3 separate regions of the Mus musculus genome follow, and all the other regions are linked to region 1. A link is a loop called in an ENCODE intact Hi-C map of the cell type or tissue named here. Cell type or tissue: left cerebral cortex. All regions are shown on one strand. Region 1 has its middle 55 kb from the start of Cast. Region 2 overlaps Pcsk1 (proprotein convertase subtilisin/kexin type 1). Region 3 holds the start of Pcsk1 (proprotein convertase subtilisin/kexin type 1).

Region 1 (8,000 bases):
CCTTAATGTTCACAAAGGTTATGCCAAAAAAGAGAGAGAGAGAAAAACAAAAACCAAATACCATAAATAAATGAATACATACATACATACATACATACATACATACATACATACATACATATCAAATGTAGCAAGCATGCATCACAGCTGGGTATTCAAAATGAGAATCCCTGGAGAATGAAGACTCAAACTCTACTCTACCATGGAGTGAATTCTCAATTGCCAACAGGCTTTTATCTCAATCTGGAAACTAGAAGTCTGAGATTAAGGTGTTGGCAGGGTTGGTTTCTGATGAGTCCTAGCTTCCTGGCTTGTAGACAGTGACTTCTTATTGTGTTCTGACCCATATTCTGTTCCTTCCAAGAAAGACTGCTCTTGTTGATTCTTCTTATATGCACAGACATCAGACTAGCACAATGCCCTGAACACCACATTTAACCTTACTTATGTGTTTAATATTGTTCCCAAATACAGTTATGTTAGTGGATATGGCTTTTGCACACAAATTTGGTGAAGGGACACAATTCATTATGAGATAGTTACAGGGATGATACAAGCCTGTATATTCACACTCAGGATTAATGACCTAATATATATCATTGAGTAAAGATAAATATCAAGACACATTATGGAAAATATTTTCAGAATATCTTTTAATTTTTGTGTGTTCTGCAAACTTCCTTAATGACACAGTCTTCCCAGGAACTTATCTATCTGTTCTAACAAGGAAAAGGAGACTTGTTTATATACTGTGGTCTTTCTTTCACTCACTTGTATAAAATACTAATTACGCAAAGTACAATGGAAAATTTATTTTTTTAAAGACACATTTATTCAGCGCCATGATCAGATTATTACATTTAGCAATCCACAGCATGAGTGAAAAAGATCTACAGTAAAACCTTTTGTTGGAACGCTTTACACTCTCCACAGAACAGAAACTAAAATAACCTGTTATACAATTAGTCACAAATACAGTCCTGGAGTTTTTGCCCACACACATGAGTATTATCTAAAACATGTCTTCTTTGTAGCAACTAGACCCTGCCACCACTGTGCTTGGCTGAGTTCACAAATCTGTTGTAACCTGTAGCTTCCCTGTAACTTCTCTGGCTCTCCTCTCCTGCTAAGCTTTGTTTCCTGGCTGTATGTAATTAGAACCTCCTGGCACTGCCATAGCTACTGCTGCTGCTGGAACCTCCATAGCCACCTTGGTTCCATGGTTTAGCAAAGTACTGGCCTCCACCACCATAAGGGCCAGAGCTCCTGCCTCCAAAGTTTCCTCCCTTCTTTGGTCCAAAATTTGAAGACTGATTGTTGTAATTGCCAAAATCATTGTAGCTTCCACCACCTCCAAAATTGCTTCCATCATTGCCAAATCCATTATAGCCATCCCCACTGCCACCATATCCACCACCACCACGGCTGCCACCAAAGCCACCACGACCACTGAAGTTCCCTCCTCGACCAAAATTGTCATGGCCACCAAAACCACCTCCACAACCACCACCCAAGTTTCCAGAACCACTGCGACCTCTCTGGCTCGATGAAGCACTAGCCATCTCTTGCTTCGACAGAGCTTTTCTTACTTCACAGTTGTGGCCATTCACAGTATGGTATTTCTGAATAACAATCTTATCCACAGAGTCATGGTCATCAAAGGTAACAAAAGCAAAGCCCCTCTTTTTCCCACTGCCTCTGTCAGTCATAATTTCTATCACTTCAATCTTCCCACCATACTGCTCAAAATAATCTTGTAGGTGATGTTCTTTGGTGTGTTCTTTTTTTTTTTTTTTTTTTTTTTTTTTTTTGGTGGGGAGGGGTTCGAGACAGGGTTTCTTTGTATAGCCTTGGCTGTCCTGTCTTCTTTAATACCACCAACAAGGATCTTTTTCACAGTTAAGTGGGCACCTAGTCTGTGAGAATCTTCTCTTGAAACAGCTCTCTTAGGTTCCACAACTCTTCCATCTACCTTGTGTGGTCTTGCATTCATGGCAGCATCCACTTCTTCCACAGTGGCGTATGTGACAAACCCAAAGCCTCTGGATCTCTTGGTGTTTGGATCTCTCATTCCCACACAGTCGGTTAGTACTCCCCATTGCTCAAAATGGCTCCTCTGACTCTCATCGGCTGTTGCGAAGCTCAACCCTCCTATGAAAAGCTTCCGCAGCTGTTCTGGCTCCTTGGGAGACTCTGACTTAGACATGACGGCAGGCTTATGAGAGCCTTCGGGGATGCTTCCTCCGCAGCGTCAAAGAGCCGGAAAATGTATTAAAGAAACAAATAGACATGTAGCCAAGAACCTACTGACAGCAGCTGCACAAATAAGAATTGGTCTCAGGCAGGGCACAGATGTTAGCATCTCAGCTATAGAAAGTGCCCCAGGAGCTTCATAATTGCCACCCACTAGAGACTTAGTCTTCTATCTCTCAAATAACGTCAGCAGCAGAGACATCCTGATCTTCCAACATCACACTCCTTTATTAGTTTGCTCTGACTCACCCTCCTCATATTCTACCCCCAGATAAACTTTCCACTAAATGATTTATCTTTCCTTGTATCAAGTAGCACACAAGCCACTGCCTTCTTTCCTCCTTATTTTGTACCACATACTTATTTAGTGTCTCATTTGTGCTTGGGCATTCATATAGACAGCTTTAATCAGACCCCACCGTGATCCAGCCAAGTAGACATCATTCCTCTGGGTTGCTAAAGAGAGAAATCAAGTGGCTCGATGGCTCAGCACTGACTGTTGCTGAGTCATTTCAGACACATCAGTAAATAAACGGGATTGGGGGATCAGAGAGCAAAGAAAAGCCAGAGAGGTTCTTGTCCTAGAGGATGAAGCTGTATTGTTATAAGAATTTGTATAGCACTCAGAGTGAGAAAGCTTTGGTTGTACTGCTCGGATATAACAAAACTGCTATGCTATTCTATAAATAAGCTCTAGCTCCTGTGCTTAATGAGATCTTACAGTTTCCCTAAAGGAAAGTGTACAGATCTGTACTGTCAATTTCCTCTTCTCCTGCAGCATAAGAGTCATGTCTACCTTTTTCCCATCATTTCTTTCCATTAAAGCTAGAACTTGACCCTTAGACTGTCTCCCCGCTATCCTTATACTCACACTCAGACATGACTAGAAGACAATACTATCATTTATCATTCATCCAAGCATGTGGGGGGGAAATGTTCTTCCCCTGTTAATTTGTCTCTAGGATCTGTTCTTCATCTCTTTGTCACCCAGAAAGTTTATATAGATTTTTGTACCTAAGCTTTGAAGGTCTCTGGGTTAATTTGCCAGTTTAAACATTATATGAATGATGAATTCAGAGACAGAGAAATCCTGTGCTAAGGGCAGAAACAACAGAAGGATCCATTTTCAAATGAAGGAATGGGAGTGGAGGAAAAGTAGTAAAAAGAACAAATACCTTCTGTTGCTCTCGTGACAAGACTTCCAAGTACTTGAATTGGGTTCTTGCCCAAAAGTCTCTTCTTTCTGTCTTGGCTCTCTATAATTCTTGTTTTCCTTCCTTTTCTGCATATCCTTTCTATGCCTCTAATCCTCTAAGTAAACCTGAACCTGAAAGAGGTTTATGCATATTTATTTAAAGAAAGGCTTCTCAGGCTTAAAAAGTAAGCAACTCCCTCATTAACTAACATCCAGGTACCTAAAGGAGACTTTATTCTGAAACTTGAAGCCGTAACAGTCCCAGAGAGACGGCCCCAGTGAAGATACCACAGGTATGCTTACCTGTTTCCTGTGTTTAGAGTTCCGTCTATGGAGTGCTTCCATCTGCTCTTCTTCTATTTTGTACTGCCTTCCATTTCCCCCTCTACCTTTCATATAGTGTTTGCTTCTCTCTGCCCTTCCCTTCCAGTTTTCTCTCTAGCACTTCTCCCAGATGTATCTTTCCACCCTTTTGTACTATCTCTCCTCCCCTTTCTCTTCCTCCATCTTCCCTTGGGGCCTCTACTGCCATCCCCCTGGCTTCCATTATTTGTTTTACTACCACTTTTCAAAGACCATAAAATACAAGGGAAACTTTATTAGAATAGATTGTGTTTATCATATTTTGTGATCTCCTTTAATTAACAGGTGAAGAGTATTTCACATTTCTAATACGTAAAAAGAAATACCTAATTGGTATACTTAATTAATTGTTTCCTCTAGGATCTAAGAGAAAGTTAAGGTTTTTACTCCCAACACTACATATACAAGATTCCTAAGGAAACAATAGATTTTCTGATCAATTTATATTTGGAAGTTTTTTCTTATCTCCATAGTGTTTATTTAAGCTGAGAATATAGAGAGGAAATCGATTATTTATTAGGTTAGATTATTAATCTAAAAGGTACAAAACTGCTAATGCAGAGGTTGCATTTCAGTTTCATTTTTGAGTATTTCTCTCTCTCTCTCTCTCTCTCCCCCCTTTCTCTCTCCTATCTCTCTCATTGAAGACCTGAAGCTGACAAATTAGCTTTCTTACATTATATAGTAGCACATTTCTTTTCTACATTTTCAAATAAAGTTTCAGAATATATTTAACTCTTCACAGACCAAGGCCAACACCATCTTCCTAATTTTGTCATCGTGTCAAATGATCAAAATGTATGCATATTTAATATCATCAGAGAAGTTATGCAGCATTTGGTAAATACTACAATGAAAATCACTGTTTTATCCAACATCATAGTCAGCTGCCATCTAGTGTTTTAACAAAGAAATTGCAGTTAATGACCCATGAAGCCAAGGTCTTCACTTTCTCTGATTTGAGGGTTGGACTCCAATTGTTATGGCTTTATACTCTTCTCTGCATTAGGGATCTGTCTATAATGATTATTCTCAACCATTCTGAGTAGCAGAGTTTCACCTGCTACAATCAGGTAGTGTTACTCTGGCCAGTATGGAAGAACATTAAAAGACATGTTCTGGTTTCAGACTTAGGGAGAGCAAGGGGGTGGGGCTCAGGACATAGGACACAGTAATATAGGAGTGCAATGCATGCTTTATGCCATATTGATGTATCAGCAATCAGTATGTTCTTAATGACTTTTCTACTCAACACTTTACAAATTATAGTGCATGCTAAGGCTTCATGCTCTAGAGAGGGAGACACACAACAGATAAATAAATATTACAAAAATAGGAGTGGTAAAATAAACTCATTGGAGAAGGCCACTCTGTTCAATGTACACAAGAAAAGCCTTTTCTTAAAAAGTGGAATTTCAGTGAAACTCAATACCAAGAATATGGCAAACATAGAATAGCTGGAAAAGTCACTCCAGATAGAGAGATCAGCATTCAAGTACCCTGAGTTCCCTGTGGAAAAGAACCAGAAAAGGAGGGGTATGTATCTGAGGTGCTTTGAATGACAGTGGCGTAGCAATTGTCCCTAAATATTTTGATTCAGAACATAAACGGAAAGGCCGTTTCCCTTTAGGCATTTACATTTTAAAAATCAATAAATAGTATATCACATATTTATTGGGATTCCTGAGGATATAAAAAGCAGAAATCCAAATTAAAATAAATTATCCAGAAAAAACAAATCAAGGGACAAAGCACTTTCTGGATTAGGTATCTAGAGAAGACTTAAGAATATATAGAGATTCTAGGACCTGGACTTCTGTCACTGGCTTCCCTCTCTATTGCTTTTTGGGTGTTGAATTAAGTTTTTCTTCCATTTGGCTAGAACCATGGCTGCTCACAGTTCTTAACTTACACACTCTGCTCCAACTAAGGAAGAAATAAGGTTTCTTTCTTCTCCACCCAATTGAAAAGCACTCTGAAGACACTCTGGGTACATTCATTGGATTCTTTCTCAGACCAGCCACTCTGGCCTGTCCTAAGAAACAACATGTATATCCCAAATGGCCAGATTAGTTGCTGCTTTAGAAGGAAAGAAAGAAAATACATTTAACACTATTTCTACTATAGAAATAATGTATCCTTTTCAAGAAGTCTTAAATATTAAAGTACAGAAAAATGAAAGTCACCAAGATGAACACCTAATGATTCCTACCTAATGGCTGTCTAGGTAAAAAGTGAATCATAGCTAATGACCCCTTTAGTAGCATATATAAACCACCCACTTTTCCAGACTTGGTTCCTCTGTTGACCATTCCATGTTGATTCAACATTATAAACTCATTTCTTATGGTTTTGAAGTATGTTCTCTGCGAGGAGCCATGGCCTCAACCATGGCCTTGGGGAAAATTTCTAGCTTACGTAAACAGTCCTGAGAAAGCATTCATGGTCATAACAGAAAGTATGTTTGTGGGTAAAGAGGACACTGTGACCATTGGTTCCAGAAGCTGAACATTGCCACCTGACCTTCAGAGAGCCCCCACAGCTCTCTCCCCCTCCCTTGGAGCCTCCTCTTGCTTATGCTTATCTTACCACGTCTGAATAAAGTTTTTCAGAGCTTGATCAGGAAATTGACTTGCTCTCATTCTTCCTTGTCCCTCCTTTTCTTCCCTGCCCTATGTCCCAGCTGATTATCCCTGCAGGTCGGCAGGTCGGGACAAGCTGGCGCCCAACGTGTGGCCTCTGGGTCTGGGGTCTGAGAGAGACCACTCTTCTCACTGGACCACCGCTTCATCAGGAAGTGAGTGAAGATCCGCATAGAGATCGCTGCAGTGTCACCCGCACTGTGAGACAGATCCAAGAAAGGTAGGAAGAGTGGCTAGACTATGGGACAAGCATTAACTAAACATGAATTTTTTTAAGGAGTCTCAAGGAAACCCTCAAGACATGAGGAATACGGGTTAAGAGAATCTGTTCACAGCCAAGAGCTGCTCCAGGTGGGAGGAATAGGGCTTAAAATAAAATAAAAAGAGTAAAAAACAAAACAACAACAACAAAAAAACAGATGCTAGAAAAATTCTGAGCTCAAGTCCATTTATGTTGTCCTTAATTCCTAGAAGTAGGAATGGCAACTATATAAATGAATGAATCAGACAAGTTGAGGAGGAATTGAGGAATTTTAAAAAGCAGGGCATAGGGGAGCAACTATCAGTAGCTACCACTGTGCCTCCTCTCCCTTCTCTGGCAGAATTCCCAGAAGAAGAAGATAAAGAATTAGACTTTGAACACGAGAGATAGAGAGAAAGAGAGAATAGATTTCAAAAATGGAGTTGTCCCCTGTCCAGGATGTTTTAGCAAAAGAGAAGGATCATAGCTAATGACCCGTTTAGTAGCGTATATAAACCATCCACTTTCTCCATATTTGGTTCCTCTTTTGATCATTCCACGTTGACTCAAAATTATAAATTCATTTCTTATGTTTTTGAAGTATGTTCTCAATGGAGACTTGCAAGATCTTCGGTGCAATGCTGACATCACCACCACTCTTGTGCTTCCATGTCTCACACTGTTTCTGTCTCCTATCAGTCTCATTATGGTTTGGACTTCTTATATAGTTAACAGTTAAATGTAATTTTCTCCACCAACTATTGGTGTTAGCAAACATTAAGTTTGGCTTCCTTGCCAATTATGTTGCTAGGAAAATTTTGCTACTCTCCAAAGAATAATATCTGCATGCTAAGTTTTTGTTATTGAAAAATGCCTCTTTTTTACATATTACAGTAGATCATGTGTGTGTGTGTGTGTGTGTGTGTGTGTGTGTGTGTGTGTGTGTGTATGTTTGGTCTCATTGGTTCTTAGCTGTGTTAGAGATGATTTTATATTTGATTGCTTTTAATGTAAAAAGTAATATTCATCCTTACTGAAAATGGATTCAATAGTGGATAAAATTGTGAGTAGTAATAATATTTAAAAGCACAATATTAAGCATTACTTCAGATGCCATGCATTTCTTTTCAACATTTTCCTCTACTTATTCACTTACTGACCTGATTAATATTTATTGAACACTTGTAAAATGCTATGCATTAAGAAAAAGACAGATTGAAGCTAAATACTTATAATGGCCACACTCTACTGTAATAACTTGGTTTTCATTATTTAAATTTAATTTTATCACATGTAGAATGAGATA
Region 2 (8,000 bases), 250 kb before region 1:
GAAGAATATGTGCATTTTATTGCCAGCACCCCGTCAGGCAGCTTGTAATTGCCTATAACTCCAGCTCCAGGGAGTTTGATGCCCTCTTCTGGCCCTCAGAGCCACTGCAGGCATGTAGTCTACACATGAATACATATAAATAAAAATAAATTTCAGTGTTTGGACAATAGCATTATAAGTACTCATCTTAGTGATACCTTTGATGTATTTGGTCACTAAACCAAAATGACCTTGGCCTGGTTTGCTATGCATCTGACAGATATTGAGAAAAAAAAAAGCCCAACTTATTCAAACATCTTAAACATCCTTCTAGTTCTTCTCAGTAGGCAGACACTGGGTGAGACCCTAGGCAGGGGTTATGCTGGCTCTCAGTACTGATGATCAGAAATTCCACCTCCATCTCATCAGGGTACCCTGGGACTTTTAGAGCTTCACCAGACAAAGGTTCAGCCTCTCAGGACTTTTCCATGTGGCACAAAGGACAACATGTTCTGTTCTGTTCTGTTCTGTTCTGTTCTGTTCTGTTCTGTTCTGTTCTGTTCTGTTCTGTTCTGTTCTGTTCTGCTCTGCTCTGTTCTGCTCTGTTCTGTTCCAGTGAGCATAGTCTACCATATATGTGGGAGGCCCTTGTGTTCTCTTTTAGCTAGGTTAGTTTTTTGTCACCAAACATCAAAAGACAGGAATAAAGAAAAGTGAACTGTGGAAGTAGGTGTGAAGTACATGGTGGGGTTTTTTTTTTCCCCTTCTGTGTTAAGTGTTAGAATGTTGAACAACTATTGTGAAGTAAAAATGTTGCTAAATCCATTTTTAAACATCATATACTAAAATAAAGGCCAGAGGTATTTAGAATTTAAGCATAGTAAAGGAGCTACAGAAAACACAAACAAGCAAACAAAACAAAAACAGAAAACAAAAAAAGAACCCACAAATTTTAATCTAATTTTGATTTGGGAGACTTTTAAAGAAAGAAGCTCTAGAGAAACAGAGGGGCAAACATGGCTGTATACTTATTAGCTTTCTTACACTAAAGTTACCTGTGAGCAAAACTGAAGGTAAATGTCAAACTGATAGAGCATTAATGGATCTTTGAAGCCAAGCTTATAAAACAAAACCAGGGCCATAAAGAGGCTGTATCACAGGGCAACTTGCTAAAGGACATAAATTCTGAGCCTCATCAGTAATGAGACCCAGTGTTAACAAGATGCCATTTCCTTCACACAGCAAGCACTATAAAGGAAAAGAATGTCAGTACTTATTTTAGAAACTTGAGCTTTCACCCATATCCTCCTGGGGAGAATACAACATGATGTGGCTTTCAAGAAAACAACTTGTCAATATGCATCAAAATCATTAAAATGCATCTCCTATTTGTCTCAAGACTCTCAATTCTGGGTGTTCATACTGAGGAACACATAAGAGATGTCAATATTTATAATGACATGACATGACTTTTCTAAAATTTGTGTTTATGATTTGAAATATTGTGAAAACATAAAAATCCTATTTTCGATTATCATATCTTATCTAGTTATATTAGCTCCAGAATGAAGTTTTTATTTTCTGCAGAAAGCACATTTGTTCTCATCATCACTCTGAGGAAATTATTTAGACAGAATTCTGGCTGATTGGGCCAGTTTGTTACCCAGGAAGATACTAGGGAGGAACATGAATTTAGAAAGCCAAGGAGTATTGACTGAGATGTGAGACAGTATTTCTAATATATTAGAAAATATTAGAAAATAATATGCAATGAGATGTATGTTTCTTAAATCTACATTGAGGCATCAATAATAATAATTTCAAAGTGGCAGGATTATCTGGATTTTGTCGTTTTTGAAGTTGTTCAAAATTTCTCCTATAATCACATATTCAGACAACAACATGAAAAGCTGTCTTTGTCAAGCTGACCAGATTTTTGGCCCTTACTTTGCCTCCAAGGCCAGAGCAAAGATACCAGCAGCCAGGGGTGCTGAAGCCGAGGTGCCTGTGTGGGTCTCTGTGCAGTCATTGTGCAGGTCAGCGCTTGTCTGGAACGAAGGAGAGAAAGGTAGAGACATGAAGAGCATGGTAGGGGTAGCCAGACTGAAGTCTGCATCTCCTATGACCAAGAAGCACAAGATTTGATTTTCTACTTTCTTTTTTCAAGCAAGATTTGGCATCTGCTGATATTTTACTTTGCTCTCCTCTATGTGCAACTTGTCTATAATTCTGGCATCAAGCTGCCTTTCCTGGGGATGAAGTACTCCCACTATGAATATTTTCTCTTCTGAGATTCCCAAACAAAATGTGTCTATAAAAAAAGGAACTGTTTCTAAGTCACTGTGAATCATGCCAGTCCATTAATCATCAGGTCCATTGAACATGGTTGAGCATATTTAGAAATTTTAACTCAAACAGCATTCCCTTTGGCCTTGAGATTGACATCTGTCTGCCTCTGTAATAGAGGAATATAATGACATCTTGATCAGAGACATTTGAACAAAACTTACTTAGAATAGATTTTGCGTTAACTGTTGACTTGGTTGGAAAGCTACAAGTTTGTGTCTTCTACCTTTAAATACGATTGGTCACGTTAAAAAAATTAACCCACACTTAGTTCTGGGTTCAGATTACAAAACTGCTGTGTATTAGATGTGACCCACAGTCATGTTATATGCTCTTCACATTAGCAGCATGGAATTTATATTTCCTGATTCATTCTAGACATAAATGAGATCCTGCCTTGTGAAAGTATCTGTTAATATTATTAGTGCATGCAAGGAACTGTGTAGGCTAGCTTTAGAGTAATAAAGAGGCTATGGAGATATACCATATGCAGATATGCAGAAATACCACAAAGACTTCCAGTTAGTCTGCTGGCTGAATAAACAGCAGGGCCAAAAATTCCTAACCAGACAACACCCAAGCTTCAGTGCTTCAGTTTTAGCTAGAGATTTCAATGTGTAGGAGGGAGGTGTAAAAAAATAATGTGTTCTATTATCACTTCCTTTGGTTTCCCACTTAGTGTCCTAGGATTTCTCAAGTTATGGTGGCTCTGCTTCTCAGAGTGTTGTGCAAGTCAAGCTGCCCTTTATACCTGTTGATGAAAATAAGTCCCTAGAGATGACTATACCGGAAAAGGTTTACGTAAGAAAAGCTTGTTATTGCAACTGTCTCAAATAGAATCCACCAGCTGTCTCTGCCAGAGCAGCTTTACCTAAGGATGAATCTCTACAAAGGTGAAAAATCTCTTCTCTGCTTTAGTGCAAGGGCTTCCAGATGAGGGGGAGTCTATGCAGTAGAAACATTGAAGTGCTTACCAGGCCATTTTCTGAAGTCAGCTCTGGATGCCACAGAAATAGAAACAGCCAGGGGCTCTGACACCCAAGTAGACATGTCTGCTATGTCCCTTTCTAAAGCTATAAAGTGTGTCTACTACAAAGAACCCTTGACTAGAATGTCACAGTCTGTTTATTATTCAAGTAACTGAACATATGGCATGAGAGGAAGGCCAGCACCTTCCAGTGGAGACAACACGGCTCTTCTGCCTAGGTACAGAAAGAGCTATAAACACTGATATTGTGCAAACCACATATTGGTACTGCTTAGGCTTTTTTAGGGTTGTTAGTGAGAATGATGCATATATTCCAGAGCCCCCATCCACTGAAGACCAGACAATGATGAAGCCCTTTTTCTCCCACAAAGAACAAAATGTATAACATCCTATCATAAGCTATTGGGGTTACTGGCAACCCCCCAAAGCTTTGTAGTTATTAACTGGTTCACAGCCTGCTATTTTATTGAGATTAGGATCTACATAGAATCAACCTGGTTAAATTTGAGGCTTTAGACGTTTGAAAGTACCCATCTCTGTTCTCAAAGCCTCCAAACAGTTCTTCATTATGCCCTTGAAGGGAAATTCAATAATTGTTCATGACTCATGGAAGTGAAGGCACAGGCAGGCGTGGGCTGGAGGAGATCTAAGCATATAACTCCTTGAGCTGCTTTCCTCAGAGGCTCCCCAGAGGCTGAGGAGTTCATCCCAGGCAAAATTGAGACTGTTTTTTTTCATGTAGGTTATCTGTTCTTAGGAGATATTACTGGTATAGAGTCTATACTTTTATCATTTGCTAGTGGTTGAGTCAGACTATATCCCTATTATTAGAGTATCAGTAAGCATAGGGTGATTAAGCCCTATGACCCTGAAATCTTCTTTCAGGCTGTTTCCAGGGAGGCATCAGACAAGCAGAAGGCATTTGGAGTGTTTGCTGCATGTAATGACAGGTTTCGTGGCTTCTCAGACCTGAGTTAAACAATGACAGGGAAGATCATCTTGGCAGAAGTGCCATTATTCCTGAGAGAAACTTTCCAATATATGCTAGTCTTTCAAGAGAGTAAGCAGTGGTCCCCCCAATTGATACGTCAAGCGGAAAGAAATCATTTCCCACAAAGGTCAGGGAAGAGGGTCATTCTGAAAGTATGTCTTATTCTTCTCTACTTCAAGAGAGACACAGAAACAAGGCAACCTACTATTCGCTGGTCTGTGTAATCACCACTGCTGTAGGAGGTAGCCAATGTGGAAGAACACTTCTCTGCATACCAAGGTGACAGGCCTTGCTGGGAGGCACTGCTGATAGAGATGGTGTAAATGCTGTCTGTGTAGCCATCACAGTCACAGTTATCTCCCTGACGACCCCCATTCCCTGAAGCCCAGACAAAGATGGAGCCTTTCCCTTGTCTCCCCTGAAAGAAAAGAGAGAATGTATAACAATCTATTATCATCAATTGTGGTTACCAGCAAGCTCTTCAAAACGATCAGAAGATAGATGCACAGTATTCTCAAAGACAATCCTTTGTAATCTGTCTTTAATTTCAAGGTTTCAAGGGTTGTCATATTGTGTTTCTCAGACCAGAAGCAGAGTATCCCTGCCTGCCTTCTGTTTTCAGGGCCTTCTCTGCAGTGGGGTGGATCTAGGCTTTTCCTTTCTTCTTTATCCTAGATTCTATAATGCAGCCTTTAACATATGAATTATAAATTTTTCACTCTTCTCTTCATTATGTCACTAGACTTGAATCTTTGAACTTCCTCTGTTTCTGCTTGAATCATCTGGCTGACTGATAGAATGACAAAATCAGGCATTATTCAGATCTGCCTTGCAGCTGCATTAAAAAGACTCTTGGTTTGAATGGAACTCGTCAAGGCCACTCTTTCTGTGATATTTCAATTGGTGCTCTCCAAAGCTTCTACTTTTGTCTCATCCTGCATAGTTCAAGGTCTTAAAATCTGTCCAACAATGTAGTTAGCTCACGAGAAAGAGCAACATATGAGGGATGAAAGGATTCCAGGTACTCATGTAATGTAGAGGGCAGGATGTTGCTACATTCAAGAATGAACTCTCACAGCAATTGGAAGAAGGCTAAGTTACCTAGTAAAAGACTTTGAAGAAAAATGAGACATATGTCCAAAAGCATTTGTGTGTGTGTGTGTGTGTGTGTGTGTGCAGGTTCATCTGCATGTTTCCATGTGTTCATGTGTGTGTACGTGTGTGTGTGTGTGTATGTTCAGATACATGTGTATGTGTGCTGTATGTGTGGAGTCTTGAGGTCAGCATTAACTGTCATTCTTGAGGCACTATCCACTTAGGGTTTTTTTTAAAGATTTATTTGTTTGTTTGTTTGTTTGTTTATTTATTTTATGTAAGTTCACTGTAGCTGCCTTCAGACACTCCAGAAAAGGGTGTCTGGGTGTCTGTGGTTGCTGGGATTTGAACTCAGGACCTTTGGAAGAGCAGTCATTGCTCTTAATCACTGAGCCATCTCTCCATCCCCCACTTAGTTTTTTTGGTTTTTTTTGTTTTGTTTTGTTTTAAATCCATCTTGTTTATTTGAGACAGTCTCTCATCAATGCATGACTAGCCAGAGAACATCAGGAATCTTTGCCTGTTTCCCTGCCTCGGTCTGGGAATGTAAGCACCATCCTTCCTGGTTTTATACTAAGATGCTGAGGCCCAAACTCAAATTTTCATGATAATCAACCAGGACATTTTGACTCCATAGCCTCAAGAAATACATTAAATATAAATATTCTAAAAGTAATGAATCTTTGCACCATGTTAGACCCACATGTGGAAGTGTTCTTAATTTTGAACATCCATTTCTCTGAAGAATGATTTAGTTGTTTAAGTGCATTTAAAGTTGTGAAAGGCTTTTCTTCAAAGTTTATCATATCTTTCCCTATAACATAAGTGTTCTCCCCGCCTCATTGTTTCATGTGAGTCTGTGTTAGCATCTCACCTGTTTGACACCATATTCAAATGCCTTCTGGGCTAGTCTGCCAGGCCCCTCCACAGTTTTTCCATCATCATTAGGGCCCCAGCTTGCACTGTAAATATCCACATGGCCAGGGTTGAATCCAATTGAACTAGCCTCAATGGCATCAGTTACAATGCCATCCAGCATTCTTATGCCTAAGCAAAGCAAAGAAGCAACACAAGAGAAATATAACAGGAATGTCACTGTGTCCACAGAGAAAAATAAAACACTCGTAACAATCACGGTCTTAAGGGACTTTCTGAAACAACAAAACAAAACGAAACCACCACCACAACAAAAATACCCAAAGTAGTCACTGGTTGTTCAACACTTGTTGTGAGGTGGTTCCTAATAGCACCCAGGGGACGAAATCCTGTTTCTGTGAATTTTCTTGCCTTAGTATTATGTACTATAAAGCAGCCGCGATTTGTTGCTGCTGTTGATGTTTAAAAGCTGTTGCCAGTAATATTGAAATCCAAAGTAAGTGACATCATACTACCAGAGGAAATACCAGAATTTCTGTAACATTATAATATATACTATAACATTATAAGGCTACAGTAGTTCTGTAACATTAAAAGTGTCTCCTTTCCCTCTAGCATCCTAACAAAGTGACAGATGACAGAGAGCTTTTAGAATGAAAAATAAAACCCAAGAGTCCTCCTGTCACCACACCCGCTCCTGACTGTGCCATGATGGCTGTGGTTCAACCTCTCATAGAAGAACCCTGATGAGAAACTATCCCTGATCAGGAAAAGATCCATCTACAATAGGAAACCAATGGAGAGAAGGAGCTGGTGTTTCTAAGCTTGGATAAAACGTAACCCACAGGCTATTCTTTTATATGCTTGCTGAGAAATATTTTCAAGGAACATTCTTTCTTTTCTTCTAAATAATCTCAAGGATGAAATTACTGTGACAGATTTCCCTGCTGAAGGAGCTAGTTTTTCAAACAGGAGAGAGCTCTCTGTGCCTTTCAACACTCTGTCACCCATCACCAGACTCATGAATCTAAGAGCCAAGAGGGAAAAAGCAATTTGAGCAAGACAGACAGATACCTGGTTACTCCCGGCTTTGGGTTAATAATTCAGTGGGCTGTGCAGCTTTATGTTTTCACACTATTATTTACTAGGAAACGGGGAGGGAATGAATACATAATTTTCATGAGCAAAGAAAGTCATGTAGGTTTTTTTTGAGAATTGCTTTGCTAAACAAGGTAGTATCTACAATCCCAGCAGCTGGATGATGAGGCAAGTGAGGGAATCCAGAATCCAAGACCATCATTGGCTACACAGTGAGTTCAAGGACAGCCTGGACTATAGACCCTGTTTGAAAATAACAAAAACAACAATAACAAAATCCTTTGAAGTGTATTTGAAAGAGAAACATTTCAGCTCTCATTTTTTTATAACTGTATTGACACTGAAGAAACTATTTCACCCCTCCAAGCCTAATTTTCATCAACTATAAAATGGAGGTGATGATAACAGCACACTTATTATACCTAGCCATTCCATACATATTGCACACAAAAACTCATCTATTTATAACTACTATTTCTGATGGGTGCTGTAACTCCTTTTTTGGATTATTAACATGAGAACTTAACTTTTTATTTTTTTAATTATATATTTTCTTTATTTACATTTCAAATGTTACCCCCTTTCCTGATTTCCCCTCTGAAAATCTCCTATCCCTTCCCCCTCCCC
Region 3 (8,000 bases), 230 kb before region 1:
TACATAAAAGAGTACAAAACATGAATTGACTAAATCATTAATGCCTATTTTTTTAATTAAAAGATAGACGATTGTATTGTTTTTTAAAAAAAAAAAATATGTTCTTTAAGTTGTAAGTTCTCATCACTGAGAAAACCACTTTCAGTAGAAATTCTGAGGCTTGTTTCCAAAGCAAACCTTTGGGCAGAGAATCTTCTGAGAGCCTTAGATGGGCTGGGAGGAGGTGTTGAAAGCCATGAGACAAGGTTAGGGTTGCAGAGCTCTGTTTCTACCATCAGTTAGCTGTGCTTCTTGTCTCTACCCTTGTCCTATCTTTGACATGAGGCTGCAATGTTAGGATGCTTGTCTTAGTAGGGTTTTAGAGATGCTGGACAAAATGGGAAGTAAGCAGAGCCAAGAAAGCACCGCTAGTCTTTTGCAAATTATTTTTTTGAAACTTTTGTTATTGAATTTGACACTTTAGCAAAAAAATGACTAGAGGGAAGCTAGTTTATTTTGAAAAATACTTTTTATACATAGTGGTCTAGGTGTAGATGTGTGTATGACATTGATGTGTGGCGTGTGGGGGAGGAGAGTCTTATGTTCTCTTTCTTTTCCCATCACAAATATCAAGCTGCTGACTAAATACCACCTCTCCCACCTAGGACATACAAATTTCCATGATGCTTGTATTACCCACCTGGAAAATTCCATCAGCTACTCTCTCTCTTTGGTTCCCAAATGTTCAAGAATTATACACAATAACCAAACAATACGAAGCAGCTTTGTGTCTGTTTCCCCTGTAAACTATTTTCTATGCCTGGAGTGACTTCTCCAATCTTACTCACCATGTTCTTCTGGCAGCCTCAGACTTTACTCAACTCCTGTGTAGTAGATATTTTCCGTAGCTTTTTTTCATGCCCCCCCCCCAAATTCCCTTCTACCTTTCCCCCTTCTATCAAAAAACATGCTGAATTAAACCACCAACTACAACATCTCTCACACAAATTGCATTCAGGTCCATTGTCCTTAGCATGTCTTATCCTCCTTTTAGTCTTCAGTCCCTAAGGCACAGCCTGGAACTGTTCAGAAAGGCTCTGGGAATTTTATTGAGTTTCATGCTGGGTCTTTCAGGACCATTTAGCTCACAAAGTTAGAGAATGAAGCCTCTGGCTAGAGAAGGAATATTTCCTAGTGGATTTGATGTATGAAATAGACACTGCCTACGCCGATTACTCATCTGTGACTTCAGAGTCTCAATCACCACCTCCAGAATAGAAAACGCGCCAAAATGTTTTACAACTCGTTACTCCCTCCTCTCCCCCCTTAACTGTGGACAATTTCCCTGGCAATGGTGAGGGGTTTGACTCCATTTCAAGGGAAAGAAATGCTCAGATTAGAAATCACACCCTCTGTGATTCTCTTTTGGGACTGCTCTGCCAAGCAGACTCCAACTTAATGCTTCTGCGCACCCCTCCCCACCTGTCTGTTAATTCAGCATACACTTGGACAAATATCAGTTTATCTCATAACCCGAAAACCCCAGGAAATGTTTGTGCACACGGCCGAGGTACAAGACAGAAAGAGATCCTTTCCCCACAGTCATTTCTGCAACCAGACCATGCTAAGACACTGGCCATGCAAAGTTAGGAAGCTCAGACTTCACAAGTTATCAGGGAAAATCCTGAACTCCCCCACTGGCGATGCTCGGACTTTTTCCCCTACCTAATCCCCTTCCAGTTTCCCCTACAGATTCTGAACTACCACCACCATCACCTGACTGGGGAGTCACTAGTACCAGCAGCTGGGCGCGCCCTTACACTCAGGAATCTTCAAGCCTGCCTGTCCCCTGTTTTCAGTACTGGGAGCTGGTGCTGCCATATTGAAAAAGAAGGAAAGCGTCAGCTCTGGCCGCAAGCCTCCTGTGTCCCAGGGGACCGAGCTCACTTCCTTTCCCAAGATAGACGAGAGCCCCTGTGCACCTTCAAGTTCCCCGAACAAACGTAAAAGGCTTTTTATTTCATTTTCCAAACCTCGAGGAAGAGGATTTCAAGTCTAGAGCCAACAACAGAGAGAACAGTGTCGGCTGAGCAGCTTCCTCTTGTTTAGCGGCGCCCAGCCCAAACAGTAAATAATGCAAGCATTTCTCCTCTAAAAGCGCGAGCAGGGGGAGGATTCTCCGAGCTGCTTGCGACACTGGGCGCCGGGTAGCGCAAGCGGCTCCCACTTCACTTTAGCCCTACCAGAGTCCTTAAGCCCCAGAAAGTTTTTCGAAAGTGGAAACTCTTACCTGACCCAAAAGGTCATACCCCAGTTCTTCGGCGATGGCAGAGGCAGCTTCTTGCCCTCCGGGGATCTCCGCCGCCCATTCATTAACAAACTGCCTCTTTGCTTTTACACTGTTTAGTGCACACCAAACGCAAAAGAAGGCGAAAGCAGTACACTGCAGAGTCCAACCTCTTTGCTCCATGGCTCAAAACCTTGTTCTCACACAAGTAGGAAGGGCTGGGAGAAAAGAAGCAAGATCAGAGACACACCAGCTAGACTCGACCTTTCCACCCAGCAGCTTAAAACCTCTCCTGGCTCTGGGTTGCTCTACTAGAGCTAGAGGCTCACTGGGAGAGGCTGGGCGGCGAGAGCGAGCGCTCACTAAAGTGCTTCAGTCTCCCGACTGAGTGGAGCCCCAGCCTTACCAACCAGAATAGAAATGAGTGTTTACACGTCAAATCGACGAAAGCCATCTCTTGACGTCAGATCTACCTGGACTGAGAACTGGATGGTATTCCCGGCGGGGTGGAGAAGTGACTAAAATAGGCAGGGAAGGATTAAGAAAAGGAAAAGAAACTGGTGGGATCGGTCAGTTCTGCTGCCTGTTCATAAATACTGTAGCTGTGAGAAACATCTCCATTCTTCAAAGAGAACCGCCTCATTTGAATATAACTACCAAGATCCCAAGGCAGGAAGCACAACAATTACCCCTCACTCCCTACCTCCCACCCCCGCCTTCCATCTATTTTCTCTATCTTACCTTATATCTCCTATGAATGTGCCTGGTGATGATAGAATTCTTATAATGGTTCTTGAGTATCAGCATTTGTTATAAAACAGACACAATCTAGGACTCGTGTTTTGATCTTTCAGAGGCTGGGAGCAGAGGAGCGAAGCTACCTGATGCATTGTTTCAAATCCTGTAAGGAAATAAGCACTTCCTCTACACAGTGTTGAAACAACATTTTTATAGTGCGTTTTAAATCACTCGTAATTCCTCCTCTCTTGCTTCTGACCCCTACTAAAGCAGTTTCTAAAATTCGACCCCAGATCATTTGGAGCCCAGGGCCACCATCATTACAGTGTTTACATTAAAAAGGAGAAAAGGAAGACTGATTGATTAGCAACATGAGTTTTTAACATAGAAACATGTTTTAAATTTTCAACGAGGAGGTTCAGAGCCCCAAAGACTTTCATATCGACTCAGTGAGGGAGGTGGCAAGTTTCATTAACCCAGAACTTTCTATTTTTCCCTCACTGGAGATTTTAACTTTGGCACTGACTTGAAGCTGTGCTGGTACTTTCACATAAAATACAGCAAGAATCTTTGTGGAATACAGATTGCCCTTAGAGGGAGAATAAGAGAACGTCCCTATGCCCACCTTCGAAACAGCAATCATACTGCCTTGATGGACTCTAACTGGAGGGATTGAACAGAGGAGAGCAAACCCCAGCCTTTAATATTCAGCACCGATGTGTGGACAGCGATAATCTCAGTGCCTCTATGAAAGCCTTCTGAGCAGAAAGGGCGCTGCTGCCCTGGCCAGCTCTCAGCAGCTTTCTGTTTGACCTGGGTCTTTCCCTCCTTTGAACAGCAAACTAGGAAGCCTTAGTGGAAGTCTGATGAGGGTCATGATGGTTACTATGTGCATCTTGTTCACCGGGCCTACTTGGCAAGGAAAAGAAATTGAGAGGTGTATTTTTTTTTTCTGAAAAAGATTATTTAACCTCCTAAAGGGAGTGGGAGTGGAGGATGGGGGAGGGTGCATGGCATAAAGCAAGAAAAGGAAGACTACAGGGAAAGGGGACTACAACAAACAGAGAAAAGAAGCAAGAGATGGTCTCCACTATATGAAAACGAGGCAAGACTTGATGAAGGGTTCAGTAGGGTATGTGGGGGGGGGGGGGGCGCGGACACGTGTGTTTGTGTATACTGTATGTAGCCAGAACACAATGTTGGGTGTCCTACTCTATCACTTTTTGCCTTATTTCCCTTGAGACAAGGTCTCTCACTGAACCTGGGCTAGGCTGTCATTCAGCAAGCCTCAGTGATCCCCTGTTTCTGTCCTTCATAGCCCTGAGATTAAACCGGACCTAGTTTTTTGTTTGTTTGTTTGTTTGTTGTTTTTCAGGATGCTGGGATCTACACTCTAGCACTTAAATTTTTTTCAGTAGCATTGTGATCTTACTAGTTTTTATAGAGAAGGGAATAATTCAGATATTGAACAGAACCATGTTTCTATTATGGAATGCTCACCATGACTGCTCCCAACGCCCAGTGATTCAGTTAATGACTTATCGGATGTTTGGAAAAGAAATAAGTGCAAGGTTAGTGTTAAAGAAAGAATAAGTTCCTATGGTCATGACATCTGTTTGACCTTAGAAAGCAAATTTATAAAAACGTATGCTTCTATAAAATTAAATATGCAGCCTGAAATAATATGCAATTTGTTTACTACAAATTGAACAACCAAAAAGAACATTTCCAGACTTGGAATAATACTCTTCCAAGGTGTTCGGAAATAATTAAGAATGTTGAGGGAGGAGGATGGCTTCAGTACAGCCTGGGTAGCAAAACACAATGTTATTTATAAATAAAAATAGATGTCAATGAAATAACTTAGTTTAATATTTCCCAATATTGTGTCAATTTAAATGTTTTCTATGGGTAAAAACTACTACATGTTGATTCTGTAATTAAAGCAGAAGGTGTTTTGGAATAGGATATGTAGTAGAAGCAACATTTCATTAGTGGGTTTCTCAACCTAGAAAATAATATCTATGTGGCACATTGGGACAGACTGGAGTAAATCTGAATACTTGGTGTATAGAATTTATGGAAGATAATTTCCTTATAGGATACCATTATAATAAGAATGTGAAATCCAATATTTTAATAATATGAAAATTGAATATAGATAACTTAAAATCAATAAATAAGTATAATCCCATCAAGACAACTTATCTTGAGTTTTATATTTGAAGTGAAATACCATTTTTCCATAAAATACTTTAATAGCATCTTGAACTTATTTGTATAGAAAAGAGAATAATTCAGACACTATACAGAACTGTGTTTTTATTATGGCATGCTTTAATAACAAAATTTTCATACTTTTGATGTTGCCAAAAATGAAATATGTTTATAAGGTAGAGTGTGAAATGACTAAAACCAACCAAAACTTGTAGCCTTTAGTTATTTGATTTAAAAAAATATCATGTTTTCTTGTCATATTAACTATCGTAATTCCATGTGAGGAAATTTATAGATTCAGGAGCTACCTGATTTTCTATACAAAGTAGAATAAAATAATATTGAATGTATAAATTGAAAAATAGTGAGATTACCAGCTTCTTCACAAATAGAAGTGTTAGAAGTATTTAACATATGAGGAGAGTGATTTTGGAGACACCAAGTGATACTGCGCCTGGTAGGATGGTTACTACATGTCAGTGAGGGGCATGCTTGGAGTAGGTCTCTAAAATAAATTTTGGTATTGTAGAATTCTTTTCTGCTTGGTTTAGTCACAGACGGTGCTTTCCTGGCATTCCCCAGGGTAGAGGGACACTGATGATTCAGCCAGTTGGAAAGAACTATTCTGTATAAATGGTAGCATAACAAAGCAAAGCTTGTGCACAAAAAAGGTTTGAGGGTAGATGAATAATTCTGAAGGACTTTTGTTGAATAAATTAGACCAATACTTATACTCTTGAATTTAATATAGAATTATTAAAATGGAACTAGTAAGCACTACTAAGTTCAATTGTTGAAAATAACTGGTCTTTTCTGATGAAAATGGATCATTCCATTTATTTTATATACAAACATTTAGTAAGAACTTTTCTCTCTTTAGAAAAGATTCTTCAAAGATGTGCATTTACTGAATGGACTTGTATCAGATCACTTGCGTCCAGGAAATGCTTCTAACACCTTTGCTCTCAAGTAACAGTGTGTGCAAGGAAAACTCTTAACTTTCTGCATCCTCTCTTCCTCCCAAGAACTGTTGGCTGGAACACTGAAGAAGGTCAGTTAGCAAGTTCTTTGCTTCCCAAAGTGTGGTCTACATATCAGCATTACAAGGATCTCTTGGGAGCTAATTAGACCTGTACCAGACTAATCCAGGCCTTTACCAGAAGCCCAGAAACTACTGTATTTTTATCCAGCTCTTGTTGGTGCTAACATAATTAGACTTTGAAAAGCACTGATAATAGTTAACAAACCTTTGTCCAAATGACACTCTTGTGTGATTTCCTAACGTGTTAAGTAATCAGGGGTCTCCCAAAGTAGCCCTACTTTGGTTTGAATTGCTGCAAATAGTTACAAAGCTTTTCTCTTTCTCTTTCTCTTTCTCTTTCTCTTTCTCTTTCTCTTTCTCTTTCTCTTTCTCTTTCTCTTTCTCTTTCTCTTTCTCTCTCTCTCTCTCTTTCTCTCTCTTTCTCTTTCTCTTTCTTTCTTTCTTTCTTTCTTTTTCTTTCTTTCTCTTTCTTTCTTTCTTTCTTTCTTTCTTTCTTTCTTTCTTTCTTCCTTTCTTCTTTTCTTTTTATTTTTTGTGGAGACACATGTTTTAATTTTGCCTTTTAAGAACATACTAGCAAATTCAGACTTCTTTTTTTTAAATAGTCATTTATTTATTTATTTATACTCCAGATTTTATTCCTTCCCAGCCCCTGTTCACCCTCCTACTGTTTCACATTCCATTCCTCCTCCCCATGCTCTGTCTCCATGGAGATGTCCTCACCAGCATCCTCCACTCAACCAGACTTCTGAACTCCCTGGGGCCCCTAGTCTCTTGAGGGTTTGGTGCATCTTCTCTGACTGAACCCAGACATGGCAGTCCTCTGCTGCATATGTGTTGGGGGTGTCATATCAGCTGGTATATACTGCCTGGTTAGTGATCCAGTGTTTGAGAGATCTCCCGTCCAGGTTAATTGAGACTGCTGGTCCTCCTACAGGATCACCCTCCTCCTCAGCTTCTTTCAGCCTTTCCCTAATTCAACCACAAGGGTCAGCAGCTTATGTCCACTGGTTGGGTGCAAATATCTGCATCTAACTATTTCAGCTGCTTTTTGGGTTTTCTGGGGTGTGTCCATGATAGATACCTTTTTGTGAGTGCTCCACAGCCTCAGTAATAATGTCAGGCCTTGGGACCTCCTCTTGAGCTGGATCCTATTTTAGGCTTGTCACTGGACCTTTCCATCCCTGCAGTTCTTTCAGACAGGAACAAATATGGGAGAGACTTTTGACTGTGGGATGGTAACCACCTCCCTCCCCTCCTACTGGAGGAGGGCTCTATAAGTTCCCTCTCCCCAATGTTAGGCATTACAGCTAAGGTTCCTCCCTTTGACTCTTGAGAGTCTCTCGCCTTCCAGGTCTCTGGTACATTCTGAATTCCAACCTTCTACCTCCTCAAGTTGCCTGTTTACATTCTTTCTGCTGGCACTCAGGGCTTCAGTACTTTTCTTTCACCCAATACCAGATCAGGTTCCCCTCTCCCCACAACCCCTCAACCTCCTGTCTATCCACTTTCTCTCCCAGGTCCCTCCCTCCCTCCTCCCTCCCTACTTGTGATTGGTTGCTTTCTTCTCCCTCCAGTGAGGAGGGCTGAGGAGTCCTCAGTCCCTTCAGCTAGTTGAACTTTTGGAGTTCTGTGGACTGTATCTTGGGTATTCTGTACTTTCTCTCTCTCTCTCTCTCTCTCTCTCTCTCTCTCTCTCTCTCTCTCTCTCTCTCTCTCTCTCTCTCTCTCTCTCCC

What was found. Peaks named below come from ENCODE experiments on the same cell type or tissue, not always from the same donor. Only the 100,000 strongest peaks of a DNase experiment are listed, where the experiment ranks them.
Region 2: it touches region 1 in a loop (4-fold over the local background); 2 of 42 quality-filtered maps call a loop at or near these places.
Region 3: a loop joins it to region 1, with 3 times the contacts of the local background. A loop is called at or near these places in 3 of 42 quality-filtered maps.

The regions. Positions count from the first base shown.
Region 1 is chr13:74,858,511-74,866,510 of GRCm38, reverse strand. It overlaps the pseudogene Hnrnpa1l2-ps. Among named protein-coding and RNA genes, the nearest start is that of Cast, 55 kb to the right of the region's middle. In left cerebral cortex, a CTCF peak has its summit at 4,715 (motif pointing left); DNase peaks (open chromatin) are centred at 992, 2,736 and 4,731.
Region 2 is chr13:75,109,264-75,117,263 of GRCm38, reverse strand. It overlaps Pcsk1 (proprotein convertase subtilisin/kexin type 1), which reads right to left. Exons shown (of 14, transcript NM_013628.3): 7 at 6,274-6,446; 8 at 4,510-4,722; 9 at 1,927-2,027. Among named protein-coding and RNA genes, the nearest start is that of Pcsk1, 23 kb to the right of the region's middle. In left cerebral cortex, a CTCF peak has its summit at 96 (motif pointing left); DNase peaks (open chromatin) are centred at 3,184, 3,947, 4,255, 4,590 and 2 more places; H3K27ac peaks cover 2,569 bases.
Region 3 is chr13:75,084,511-75,092,510 of GRCm38, reverse strand. Pcsk1 (proprotein convertase subtilisin/kexin type 1) reads right to left here and starts at 2,654. Exons shown (of 14, transcript NM_013628.3): 1 at 2,270-2,654. The coding sequence starts at 2,449. In left cerebral cortex, no CTCF peak of the experiment used is centred here; DNase peaks (open chromatin) are centred at 1,892, 2,133, 2,687, 3,103 and 3 more places; H3K4me3 peaks cover 3,068 bases; H3K27ac peaks cover 1,535 bases.